3 separate regions of the Homo sapiens genome follow, and regions 2 and 3 are each linked to region 1. A link is an interaction called in ENCODE POLR2A ChIA-PET data of the cell type or tissue named here. Cell type or tissue: Panc1. All regions are shown on one strand.

The links. Peaks named below come from ENCODE experiments on the same cell type or tissue, not always from the same donor. Only the 100,000 strongest peaks of a DNase experiment are listed, where the experiment ranks them.
Region 2: POLR2A ChIA-PET joins it to region 1 with 8 read pairs; 1 of 35 experiments calls an interaction of 5 or more read pairs at or near these places.
Region 3: POLR2A ChIA-PET joins it to region 1 with 7 read pairs; 2 of 35 experiments call an interaction of 5 or more read pairs at or near these places.

What each region holds. Positions count from the first base shown.
Region 1 is chr22:46,053,258-46,057,257 of GRCh38, forward strand. The region is part of intron 1 of LOC124905135 (collagen alpha-1(III) chain-like); the gene reads left to right. PRR34 (PRR34 long non-coding RNA) reads right to left here and starts at 968. Exons shown (of 2, transcript NR_165243.1): 1 at 493-968. PRR34-AS1 (PRR34 antisense RNA 1) reads left to right here and starts at 589. Exons shown (of 3, transcript NR_027034.1): 1 at 589-663; 2 at 3,590-3,688; 3 at 3,805-4,000. RefSeq lists silencers at 359-478, 719-878. In Panc1, no CTCF peak of the experiment used is centred here; no DNase peak of the experiment used is centred here; H3K4me3 peaks cover 3,803 bases; H3K27ac peaks cover 3,551 bases.
Region 2 is chr22:45,829,029-45,833,028 of GRCh38, forward strand. All of the region lies in intron 10 of ATXN10 (ataxin 10), which reads left to right. Among named protein-coding and RNA genes, the nearest start is that of MIR4762, 71 kb to the left of the region's middle. In Panc1, a CTCF peak has its summit at 2,667; DNase peaks (open chromatin) are centred at 2,193 and 2,503.
Region 3 is chr22:45,958,808-45,962,807 of GRCh38, forward strand. The region is part of intron 1 of WNT7B (Wnt family member 7B); the gene reads right to left. Among named protein-coding and RNA genes, the nearest start is that of WNT7B, 16 kb to the right of the region's middle. In Panc1, no CTCF peak of the experiment used is centred here; no DNase peak of the experiment used is centred here; H3K27ac peaks cover 2,737 bases.

The sequences.
Region 1 (4,000 bases):
GCACATTGCGCTGCCCAGAGTGTCCGGCTCCCCACCCCCACTGCTTTTCTTCCTTTTTGCCTTTTTCCTTCTTAATTAATCATACGCTGCTGCCCAATTTAAATATGGAAATGCCCAGGCCGAGGCGATGCAATTATTCATGAGGGCCGGGCGGCTGTCCGGGGCTCTCGGGCTGTGGGGAGTACCGTGGCATCGCCTCCGTTCTGATGTGTGTGAAATTATGTGCACAAAAGGCGCCTCCTTATCTGGGAGTGTGAACTAAATAAATAAATAAGGGCTTTTGTTTGTTTGCCGGCTCCTGCACATGGCTGCTGGGACTCAAGCGCTCGTGTTGTCTGCGCCTCTGTGGGACTCTGGGGACGGGAGGCAGGGGAGGCCCCCGCAGGCCGGCCAGGGGCTGGGGGCTGGGGGCCGGGGGCCGGCCGCCGGGCACCTGGGGCCCTCTCCCTCCCCAGGCACCACCCTCACCCCGCAGCTCCCCCCCATACACACCCTCGCTGGAAAGTTCGCCCTGCCCGGGCTGGGCTCCCAGGCAGCCTGGCACCGTGCCAGGCTCGCCGCCGAGCTCGGGCAGCAGGGTGGGGCAAACGCGGAGCACGGAGGACGGGGCCGGGCGACCTGGGCACCAGCAGGACCCGAGGCCAGGAGCCAGGGGCCCAGAAGGTGAGGGCACCCCGGGTGGGCGCAGGGTGGGCGCTCTGTGGGCAACGGGCCCTGCGGCCGGGCCCAGGAGCAGGCCTCGTTGCGGGGTTGGGGGGGGAGGTTGGAGCGGAGGCTGGCAGAGGAGGCAGGCACAAAGGAGGGCAGTGCCAGGCAGCTGTGGCCGACGCAGGCATCGCTGCCCGCCTGCCCCTAGCCGGCCTCCCCGCCGAGGGGAGGACGCGTGTGCAGGGGCCCGGGCAGGAGCGGCAGACACCGAGCCGCGGCCACAGGGCCAGCCGCACAGTCGGAGGAAGGGCCGGAGCGAGGCGGGGCCCGGGGCTGTCAAGGAGAAAAACATCCCAAGGCCTGCAAATTGCTGCTCTCAGCTTTTTTCCCCCCTCCTCCTGCTTCGCGGGGTGGGGGGGTTGGGGGGGGGGTGGTGGGGGGAGAAAGCAGCGCTTCCTCTGGAGGCGGATGCAAAAAGGATGCAGAATTTTAACCATCTCCTGCACCGGCCCGTCCTTCCTGAGCAGGGTTTGGGCCCAGGCCTGGCGCCGTGGCTCCCTGGGAAGGGAAAGGCCAGAGCAGCCGATGCCGGTTCTGGGGGACGCCGGAAAGCCCAGCCTCCTCTGCACCTCCATCCAGAACCGGGGGCCCCGCAGCACCTGCAGCAGGGGTGGAGGGTGGGAGGCAGAAGGGGCCTGGTGCTCTCGGAGGCTGCACCTCACGGTACCAGTCGCTACCCAGAGCAGCACGCCTGTTTGCTGGCCTGCTCTTGGGTGTTAAACATGGTGTCCAGGTCCCCGGTTGGAGACCCCAGCCCTGTACCGGGTGAGGGTCTTAGCTCCCACTGACTTGGGGCCTTCAACCACACTGGCATCCCAGGCCTTCCTCCTGACTGACTTCTGTTTTAAAAATAATGTGGAACGTTTTCTGGCATCTGGTGAGGGATTCACACACTGTTTACTGAGGGCAGGACTTAAGGAATGAGTTCAGAAGGTATCTATCTGGTCACTGGACAAACGGCAGGCAAGCCCCCTGTGCTCCTCGCTGGGTGAGACTCAGGGGCATGGGTTTGGGCATGGGAGCTCAGAGGGATGGTCTGGGCCCACAAGCCCACGAGGCATAGAGCCTAGGGCCCATGAAATGTTTTCATTTTAATTTCTTTTAAAATCAGAAGAAAAAATGACTATAAAAATAATGAATATACGACAATGAATTCGACCTGGTTTTATTGGCCTTTAGTCTGATGTAGTCATAAAATAGAATTTTTAGTATTTATGGAGGAAGGGAACCAGGAAGCCAAAAGTGCCCCGGCCCATGGAAGGCGGGTGTGGCCTGGGTTGGTCCTGTCTGTCCCAGGACAAAGGGTCAGATGTCTGGGTCCAGGGGGGGTTTGGAGGGCATCTGGGTGCCCTGTGAATCTGGCTTCCACGAAGGCTAGCTGGGACAGGTTGCTCCAGCCTGCGGTGGACAGGAGCCAGGGCTGTGTATGTCTGTGCGTGTCCGTGTATGTGCACGTGGGTGTGCAGGCATACTCGTGTGCATGCCAGTGTTTGACAAAGGATTCCTAGACACCTGCGTGTGTAAGTCCCAATTCTCAAAACGGGGAATGCAAGGCCAGGGTCAGGAGACAGTGTGGCTGCAAGGGCCTGGTATTCCTGACAATGATGGGTAGGGAGTGCCATTGTCTCCCTAGGAGAAAGCAGCCTTCAAGGTCCCAGCACCCCCAAACCCACGAGCTCACACAAAACAACGCGAGCCACAAATGCAAGCCACATCTGTCATTTAACACCTTCTAATAGCCACATTTTCAGAAAGTGAAAATAAGCGGGTAAGATTCACTTTAGTACTAAAATTCATTTTAATCTAATATAAATTTCCAAAATCCTATTTCAGTGTGTTGCTCGTATGAAACTGTGAACGGGATATTTTGCCATTTTTTCCATATTCGATTTGGCCTCTCCCCATTTCAATGGCTCCTTTGCTGCGTGTGGAGCAGCTACCACGGCGGTCACGTAGGTTTAGTAGGTCCCTGTGCCCCCCACTTCCCCACCCAGAGTAGGGGAGACTGGTTTTCTGCTTCTTTTTTGCTGGTGGCCCTTCCTGGCCAGGGAAAGGGATACTTCCACTGGCTCATCAGCCCCCAGCAACCCTGAGAGCTGAAAGAATGGATGTTGGGGCTGCAGGTTCCAGAATGAGGGGGGCTGCTGGAAAGGGTTCTTCGGCTGTGCTCCCAGACGCCAGGGGACGACACAAAGGGCTGACTTCAGACTCACAATAGTGGGGCGGTTAGTCACAGTGCCAGGGCAGCGGGCAAGCAGACAGAGCCCCCTGTGTCTGTGCCTGGTCGGGCTGGGCCCTGCAGCCCCCATTTCCCCAGCTGGCTTCCCACCCCACCCCTGCCCGCTCCCCACATTAACCCCCTGCCGCCTGCTGCCTACCTGGCAGCCTGGCCGGGGCTCCCTTGGCCAGGACTGGTTTCCACCAGCCACCCTGGCCAGAGGCGTGCTCCTTCTAGAAGCCGGGCTCAAGCCTGCATGATTTCATGGGCCTGTCTCGGGAAGCAGGCATTGGAACAGCTCCGTCACCGTGGCCGGGCAGCGTCCACGCAGCCTGAAAGGGGAGATTTTCATATTAGTTTAGAGGCTCCTCACTTAAAGATTTCATCAGCATTTGCGAGTGTTCGCCATTCAAGGACTGTGCATTTCTGGAAACAATGAAAAGCCAAAACTGTGAAAAATTAAGGAGTGGCCCTGAAGCTGGTGTCTGTAACTGCACATTTTAAAGTGAACAGACTGATATAAATATTTTAATCCTGTGCCTAGATAGATGGATAAGATAAAATAAATTAGTCATGTTCTGGCCCAGTCTGGAGACTATCTGAAAGCAAGACAAATGTCAGCATTTGCTGTTTAGGGGTTACAATTAAAATCTCTCCTTCTAGATTGAGCTTCTAGAGCCTCAGAGATGGAATTCGCCGTTTTGCCGCGATTTGGCGTTAACTTATTGACCCATGGGGAGGAGGGTCACTTCCCGTGAAAAGGTATAAAATGAAGTTGTCAGTCTCTCTTTTTAATTAAAAAAAAAAAAAATCTCTGCAAAGATTCTGCATTCTGGCTTCTCTTTGCTAAATTAAAGTGGCATGTGTTTTTATTTTAGAAGGCAGAGATGTTTTGCTGTGCCCAGTGTGAGGAAGCGAAGGAAAAGAAAGATCTTTTGAAAATGTGTACATCTACTTGCAGCTTGAAAATTCCAAGTGCCAGACATTTTTCTTGGAGGAAATAAATGTCTTCAATTTATTCATCTTACCTGTTGATTATGTTCTGTAATGATTTATTTTATAATTTAATCCTTG
Region 2 (4,000 bases), 220 kb before region 1:
CAAATGGAATTTATTCCTGGAATGCGGGGGTGGTTCAACATACTGAAATTGATCAGTGTAATACACCACATTAATAGAATGAAGGGAAAGAAACACATGATCAATTCAGTTGATGCAGAAAAAGCATTTGACAAAATTCAACATCTCTTCATGATAAAAAACACTCAACAAACTAGGAATATAATGAAACTGCCTCAACATAATAAAAGCCAGGAAAACCCAACAAGTGAAAAATCAACAGCAAACATAACTCCACGATGAAAGACTGAAAGCTTTTTCTCTAAGATCGGGAACAAGGCAAGGACGTCCACTTTCATCACTTTTATTCAATATCTTACTAGAAGTTCTAACCAAACCAATTAAGCATGAAAAAGAAAAGGCATCCAAATTAGAGGAAGAAGTAAAATTATCTTTTCACAGATTATATGATCTATGGGAAACCCTAAAGATTCCATCCCCCTCATACACAAAAACCATTAAAACTCATGTTTTAATGAATTCAGTAAAGTAGAACTATATAAAGTCAACACACAAAAATCAGTTGCATTCTATTTACTAATACTGACGGAATGGAAATTACAAAAGCAATTCCTTTTATAATAGCATCAAAAATAATAAAATACTTAGGAATTAACTTACTCAAGGAGGTGAAAGACTTGTACCATGAAAACTATAAAACATTGCTGAAAGAAATTAAAGGAGACATAAACGGGAACACATCGCATGTTCATGTGTTGAAAAACAATATTGTTAAGATGTCAGTACTGCTCAGAGCAATTACAGATTTAATGCAAGTCATGTCAATATCCCAATGAAATTTTTTGCAGATATAGAAAAACCCATTCCAAACTTCATATGGAATCCCAAGGGACATTGAATAGCCAAAACAATGTATAAGAAGAACAGAGCTGGAAGACTCACACTTCCTGATTTTGAAACTTATAATAAAGCTACAATAATCAAAACAATGTGGTACTGACATGAAGACAGACATCTGGACTAGTGGGACAGAATAGAGAATCCAGAGATAAATCTCCACAAATGTAGTCAAATGATTGCTGAAAAGGATGACAACACCATTCAGTGGAGAAAGCGCAGTCTTTTCAATAGATGGTGCTAAGGAAACTAGATATCCAGGTGCAAAAGAATGAAACTGAACCCTTACTTAACGTCATATACAAAAATTAACTCAAAGTGGATTAAATGTAAGACTCTTAGATGAAAATACAGAGCAGAAGCTTCACATGACATTGGATTTGGCAGTTATTTATTGGATGTGATACCAAAGGCACAGACAGCAAAAGGAAAAATGATAAATTGGACTACATGAAAATTTTAAAATATTTTGCATCATTCAACAGAGTGAAAGAATCATTCAACAGAGTGAAAATGTAATCCACAGAATGGGAGAATATATTTGCAAATTATTTATTTGATAAGGGATAGATATCTAGAATATATAGAGAATTCATAAAACTTAACAATAAAACAACCTCATTCAAAAATGGACAAAAGACTTGAGTACACATTTCTCCAGTAAGATATACAAATGGCCAAGAAGCACATGAAAATATACTCAGCATCACTAATCATGAGGAAAATGCAAATCAAAACCACAATGAGATACCACCTCACATCCATGAGGATAGCCACTATACAAAACAAGAAAAAAAAAAAAAACAAGTCTTGGCATGAATGTGGAGAAATCAGAACTCCCATGCATTACTGATGGGAATGTAAAATGGTGCAGCCATTGTGGAAAACGGTTTGGCAAGTCCCCAAAAAGTTAAAGATAGAATTACTATATATATGATTTAGCAATTCCACTTCTGGGTATATACCCGAAAGAATTGAGAGTAGTGTCTCAAAGAAGTATTTGTACACCATGTTCCTAGCAGCATTATGTGCAGTAGCCAAAAGGTAGAAGCAACCCAGGTGTCCACCAAAGGATGAGTGGATAAACAAAATGTGGCCTCTACATTTACTGAAATATGAGTCAGCTTTAAAAGGAAGGCAGTTCTGACACACACTACAACATGGATGAACCCTGAGGACCTTACACTTAGTGAAATAAGCCAGTCATACCGTGTCAGCTTATTTATAAGAGGTACTTAGAGTAGTCAAAATCACAGAGACAGAAAGTAGAGTGCTTGCCAGTGGTTGAGGGGAGAGAAGAAAGGGAATTACTGTTTAATGGGGACTGAGTTTCAGTTTACAAGACGAGTTGCGGAGATGGATGGTGGTGATAGACACACAACGTTGTGAATGCGTTTAACACTACCAATGTGTACTCTTTAGTATAGTTAGGATGCGAAATTTTATGTTACGTGTACCTTACCACAGTAAAAAAAAAAAATTTTGGAGAAAAATAAATGTAGGCAGCAACTGTACCTCAGACTTTTCCTGTATGTCTCAGATCCTCATCAGGGGCCTGAGCACAAAATAGTTTTCTAATTAATCATTCTTCAGGGTCAAAAAAAAGCAAACAGTTCTGTCTGTTTAACAGTAATATCTGACATTGAGTGCCTCTTTTCATGCCAGGCATTGTGATCTTATTTCATCTTTGCATCCATCCTATGAAACAATATTTTTATCTTCATTTTATAGAGGAGGGAATTTAGGCAAATGGTTTTATAACTGGCTAGGGCCACCAGCTGTTCGGCAGTGGAACAGCAATGCAATTTGAACCTCAACTTTCTGCCCACAAGGCCCAAGAACATAATCACTTTTCTGTACTATCGTTTGACATATTGAGAGATCATTTTGTCTCCCCCTCATTGGCGAAAGGATGTGAAGTCACGTGCCTGATAGAGGAGCGTGGTGGCCTTTAAGCCCACCCAGAGCCTGTGCTGGAGCTCCACTGTACCCATGGCTCTCAGGTGCACTGAGTGTGTTGTGCACATGGCAAACACCCCCTTCCGTCACCTGTACCCACCACCTGTCCAAGTTCATAGGTGGAACAACTGCCTTGGTAAAGTTGTGTAAATTGCCCAAAGCCGTGCGGCTTGTAAAGTGGCAGAGCCAGAATTGAACCCAAGTCTGTATTATTCCAAAATTTTATTCTCACCATTATGGACTCCTGCTCCCTTGTTCCACTCTCCACGCAGCTGCCCACAAGAGCTTCTTAATTTTTCTACTTCAGCTCTTTCGATGAGTTCTCATTGTGTTAGAATGCAGTACAGCAAGCTCCTTACCATAGCCTAAGAATCCCTGAAGGAGCTGGCCTTGACTGACCTCTGCTTCTTTTTATCCACTCTCCCTCACTCATTCTTCCCAGCCATACAAGTTTTTCTCATCAGTGTTCCTCCATGTGGAGGCGCTGTGTGGCCTGCTCCCATCTGCACCCTCCTCCTCAGCTCTCCAGGGGTCTGGCTTCTTTTCATCCTTTGAGTTTCAGCTCTGATGTTAATTCCTCAGAGAGGCCTTCCCTAACTCCCCTCTTTCCCCAAGTTGTCCTCTTGTAATTATGCTCTGTCACCCCTTTCAGACTTTGTTTTTTGGTTTAGGGCCTGCCTCTGCAAGTGCTAGAATGTAAACGCCCCAAGGGCAGGGACTGGACTATCCTGTTAGCTGTTGTCTTACCAGTATTGAGCATTTTGCCTTCGTATTTATTAAATGAATGAATAGATCATGATTAAATTTTTGAGAGACATTCAGATGTAAGATTAACAGTTTGAATTTTTGTTCATATCTAAATCCCTTGCTCCAACGCCAGTCTAAATATCAAGAGGTGTGTTGTTCATAGAAAAGAGGAAAACAGTGTTAAAGTATTAAGTTTCTGTAATTCAATGAATTTTCTCCCCAAAATGAAATATTCAGTACTTCAGAAATTTTTTAGAGAGATACGCGTCAAGGGAGAGTTTTAGAACTAAGTGTCACCAGCATGACCACTTGGCTTTTAAATAGTCTAAAGTGTTATAGTGAATGTTGGAGTTATTTATGTATTATACCTTTCTGCTGAAGGTTGTCCTGACTTTAAATGGATATAGTAGTGCTCTTC
Region 3 (4,000 bases), 94 kb before region 1:
CACTTGTCCTCCTGGAGAGCCACCCTCCCATGTAAGTCAGGGGCAGGAGGCTGCATCTGGGGCCAGGCTGTGTGGGGTGGGCCTTCCCTGAGGAGCTCTTGGAGAAGGAAGCCCCCCGACGGGCACCCAGCTGCAAGGAGTCTCTCAGGCTCCAGACTGAGTCACGGGCCCTCCCCGAACAGGTCCGAGCCCCCATAGCTGGGTCCAGGATGGCAGAACCCTGTCTTACTCCCCACGATATGCTGGGCCTGGTGCAAGGCCAGGCGTGGCAGAGCCTCAGCTGTCACCGCAGAATGAGTGAATGAATGGTGGGTGACGAGTGGCTGACAGACACATGCGGGAGACACTCTTCCCCGACAGAGGCCCCGCCTGTGCAGGCAGCAGGATGGGGCATCTGGGACACCCTCAGCAGGGCTGGGGCTGCAGGCTGGACAGGGGGTGGGCAGCAGCGCGGCCGTGGGCTGTCCCCTTGTCACTCAGACTGTGTAACAGGTCAGTCGAAACCAGCTTGCACCCCCACTTCACATAGGGTTGAGAAAATGCCCACGGTCCACGTCAGGGCCCTGCGTTTAAAACTGGGGGATGGGGTGGTGAGGATTATGAGGGTGAAACCACCCAAAGTCGCCCTCGAGAGGGCACAGCTCCCCGCCAGCAACAGGACAAGCTGTGTCTTTCTGGTGATGAAGCCTGGGAGAAGTCGGCTGTGCTATGACAAAGATGTGGGCTCGTGTCCCGAGGAGGCCTGGGAGCCAGGCACCTCCACCTCAGTATCCCGTTTCTCCTCCAAATTCCCAAAAACCGACCCCACAAACCACAGCCCAGCTCTGTTTTGCCAGTGGGGGTGCAAATGACCCCACAGCAGCAGAGACTCCTCCCACCTGGGTGGACCCCCGCTCTCCCGCCTCGCTCTGGACTGGACACCGGCTCCCAACCTGGCACCCAAGCAGCCCTAGTGCTGCCTACCCCACCCAGTTCAGGGTGGAAGTAGCCCCCTACCCCGCCACTGAAAGCATTCCCCAGAAGGACCGGGGCAGCTCTCCGTGGGGGAGACACGAGATCTGACTTCTTCCTGGAACCCAGCTGGAGCCTGCCCGGGCCTCAGCATCCCAGACCCCCCAGAGCCACAGGAGCCAGAAGCGGGAACCCTGGGGCCATCTGCCCTCCCCCGCAGATAACATGGACCTCTATCAAAAAGCTCATCAGAGATCAGAAAGGCTTTCCCCAGCATGCCCCGCTCTGCCCCCAGGGCACCCACCATCCTGCCCCTGGCATGGACCCACGCGCCACCCTGACACCAGCAGGATCATGGCCTCGGGGCCTGCCTGAGCCACCTCCCAGCCCCAGCCCAGGCTGCTTCTCCTTGGCCACTTTGGCCAGGTGGCCCCAGACCTGCCCCCTCAGCCCTCACTCTTGCCCACACCCGTTCCTCCTTCCTCGCATGCTGGCCCGCCCCCGACCTGCTGAGCTCTCCACTGCAGAGACCCCTCCTTGGGGAGGCACTCCCACCCACCAGCCCCCTCTGGGAGTGCCCAGACTCTGTGCTTGACCTCTCAGGCTGTCCTAAGGCCACTGTGTCAGCGGCAGACTCCCCAGGGCAGGGGTCCCCAGAATTGCCCAGCACCTGGCCAGGCCCTACGCTCACCTTGGTCATGAGCCACCCCACCCCCCCAGCTGAGGGAGCATGGGCAGCCCCCTCCCCAGCTCTCTGGGTGGCAGGGACAGGCTGGCTGAGCCTGGGCCTGATCTTCAGCCTCCCTCCCGGCCCCTGGCCCTGGCTGCCGGGCGGCCCTGGGCTCCTGCGGCCCACGCTTCTGGCCCGGGGCGCTTTGTAATTCTTCCTTCTCAGGCATCTTCTGGCAAAAATATCTGAAGAATGTTCCAATTATCTGTGATCAGCCAGGGAGGCGGGCCTGGGTCCACCCATCCAGGAAGTAAGTCAGCAGATACCCGGGAGGACAGCACCTGGCCTCCGTACCCACCCAGGGCCGAGTCCTCGCCAGCCTCTTCCTTAGGTGGGCAGAGGGTTGGCCCGGAACTTTCCATCCATATAGGGGCTCTTCTATGGCTTTGGAGCCAGCAGGGTTCCTTGGGGCTGAGTATGGGGCAGGGGCTGGTGGTGGCCTCAGTGTTCCTGCCTGTCAAATGGGGATAAGAATGTGGGCCAGGTCTGAGGTCATTCAGCAGACCCCATGAGCCACAGGCTGCAGACTGGCCAGATGGGTATCTACTCACCCAGAACAGAGCTCCACCTGCACCTGCCCCATAATGCCTGACCCCCACAGCAGCTCTGGCGCTGCCCTCAGAGGAGGCTGGAAGGGACGCATTGCAGCCCAGAGCTGGGCGCGCCGGTGAGAAGGAACCAGAGAGAATGAATAACAGGTCTGGGCTCAACAGCTGGTGCCCCGTCCTTTCTCAGGGCCCAGCTCCGTGGGGTGGAGGGGGGTGGGGCTTGGGCCAGGAGTTCCGCCCGGCCACCCCAAGGCTGTTCTGAGTCTCAGTTTTCCCATCTGAGAGCAGGGAACAATCACCTCTCCTTTGGCAAGTGGCAGGGGAGGCCCGGGAGGGGCCTTACACCTGTGGGGGAGGGACAGGCCCAAAGCGCTCCCCTTTCCAAGCAGGTTCATGGTGTGTGGGGCCCTGGAACCGTTTCCCACCCTGTCCCACCCTCTCCCCACTGTGGTTCCCCTGGCTGGTCCTTGCCAGCCTGACCTTACAGATGAGGAAACTGAGACTCAGAGACAGCAATCAGAAGAGAGCAGTGTGGGTGGGGGCCGGGGCAGTGCATCCTTAGAGGAGGCACAGGGAGCTGGGCAGGTGGGGGGTGGGCAAGGACGGGGCTGGGGAGAGCAGAGGGCTGACACCCCCAGGGCCCAGCTCAGGAATGAGGCCATCCCTCTGCTCCTCCCTGCCCCTCCCTGCCTCAGTTTCCCATCTGTGTAGTGAGGGGCTGAGGTGACAATCTGGGTACCTGCAGCTGTGTCCTAAAGAGGTTCGCTTGCTTGCTTGGGTTTGGGGTCCTGTGTTTGAGTTCTGCTCAGCCACTGGCTCTCGCTGGCCTCCCTGAGCCTCAGTTTGCCGGTCTGTTCAATAGGGAGAACTGGCCTGCTGGTGGGTGGGGCATCCTGCAGGCTGCACTCCACCACAGTCCCGCCTGCCACTCTTTCCACGCCACTGCTCTGCTCAGCTCTTGGCTCTCAGTGTTCCCAGGGAAGGGAGCAGAGCGTCCGCTTGCTCCCTCGCGCCCCCGGCGGGCGGCTGCCCTCCCACCCTCCCCACATAGCTGGCATTCCTGGCCTGGCAGCCTGGGACCCCACCCTGGAGAAGAACCAGACCGCCTGGGAAAAAGCTGGTGAAGAGCTGGGGGCCCCAGGCAGGGCTGAGGCCGCTGCAGGTGGATGAGCCACAGCCATGGGGTCCATTGCACCCCTGGCCAACACAAGGGGCCCGCAGCTAATGAGGTCAAGGGCAGACACTCCCAGCCACCATATCTGCTAAATCTGTGAAATGAGAGCCTCACCCACTCACTGTGACCTCCCAAACCACAGGACGCTGACCTCTGACTTCAGAACCTTCCAGATCTCTACCGGCACCCAGGGCCCACCAGGATGCACCAGGTGCTGGCCATACTGGACCAGCTCCTCCCCCTCCAGGGGCAGGTACCTTGCTCCCTCCAGCAGCCAGGCAAGATTCCAGACCCAGCTTAGTGCCTCCTCCTCCAAGAAGTCCACCAGGGTCTCTCTCAGTTCTCCCCTCTCCACTCCCTGCAGGATCACATCTGTGCTGGGCTCCTGAGGAAGCCGTTGGGACTGAAATTCAGCTATGCCCTTCCCCAGGTCTTACTCTGGCCCTTCTCTTTGCTTCCCACAGTACAGATGGGAACAGAAACACCCAGAGATGCCACAGCACCTGAGACCACACAGCTAGCTGAGACCCTAGCAAGGATGGGAGTCCCAGTCCTGGCCCTGGCCCTGATGCCACAGATCTGTTGGACGCAGGGGCG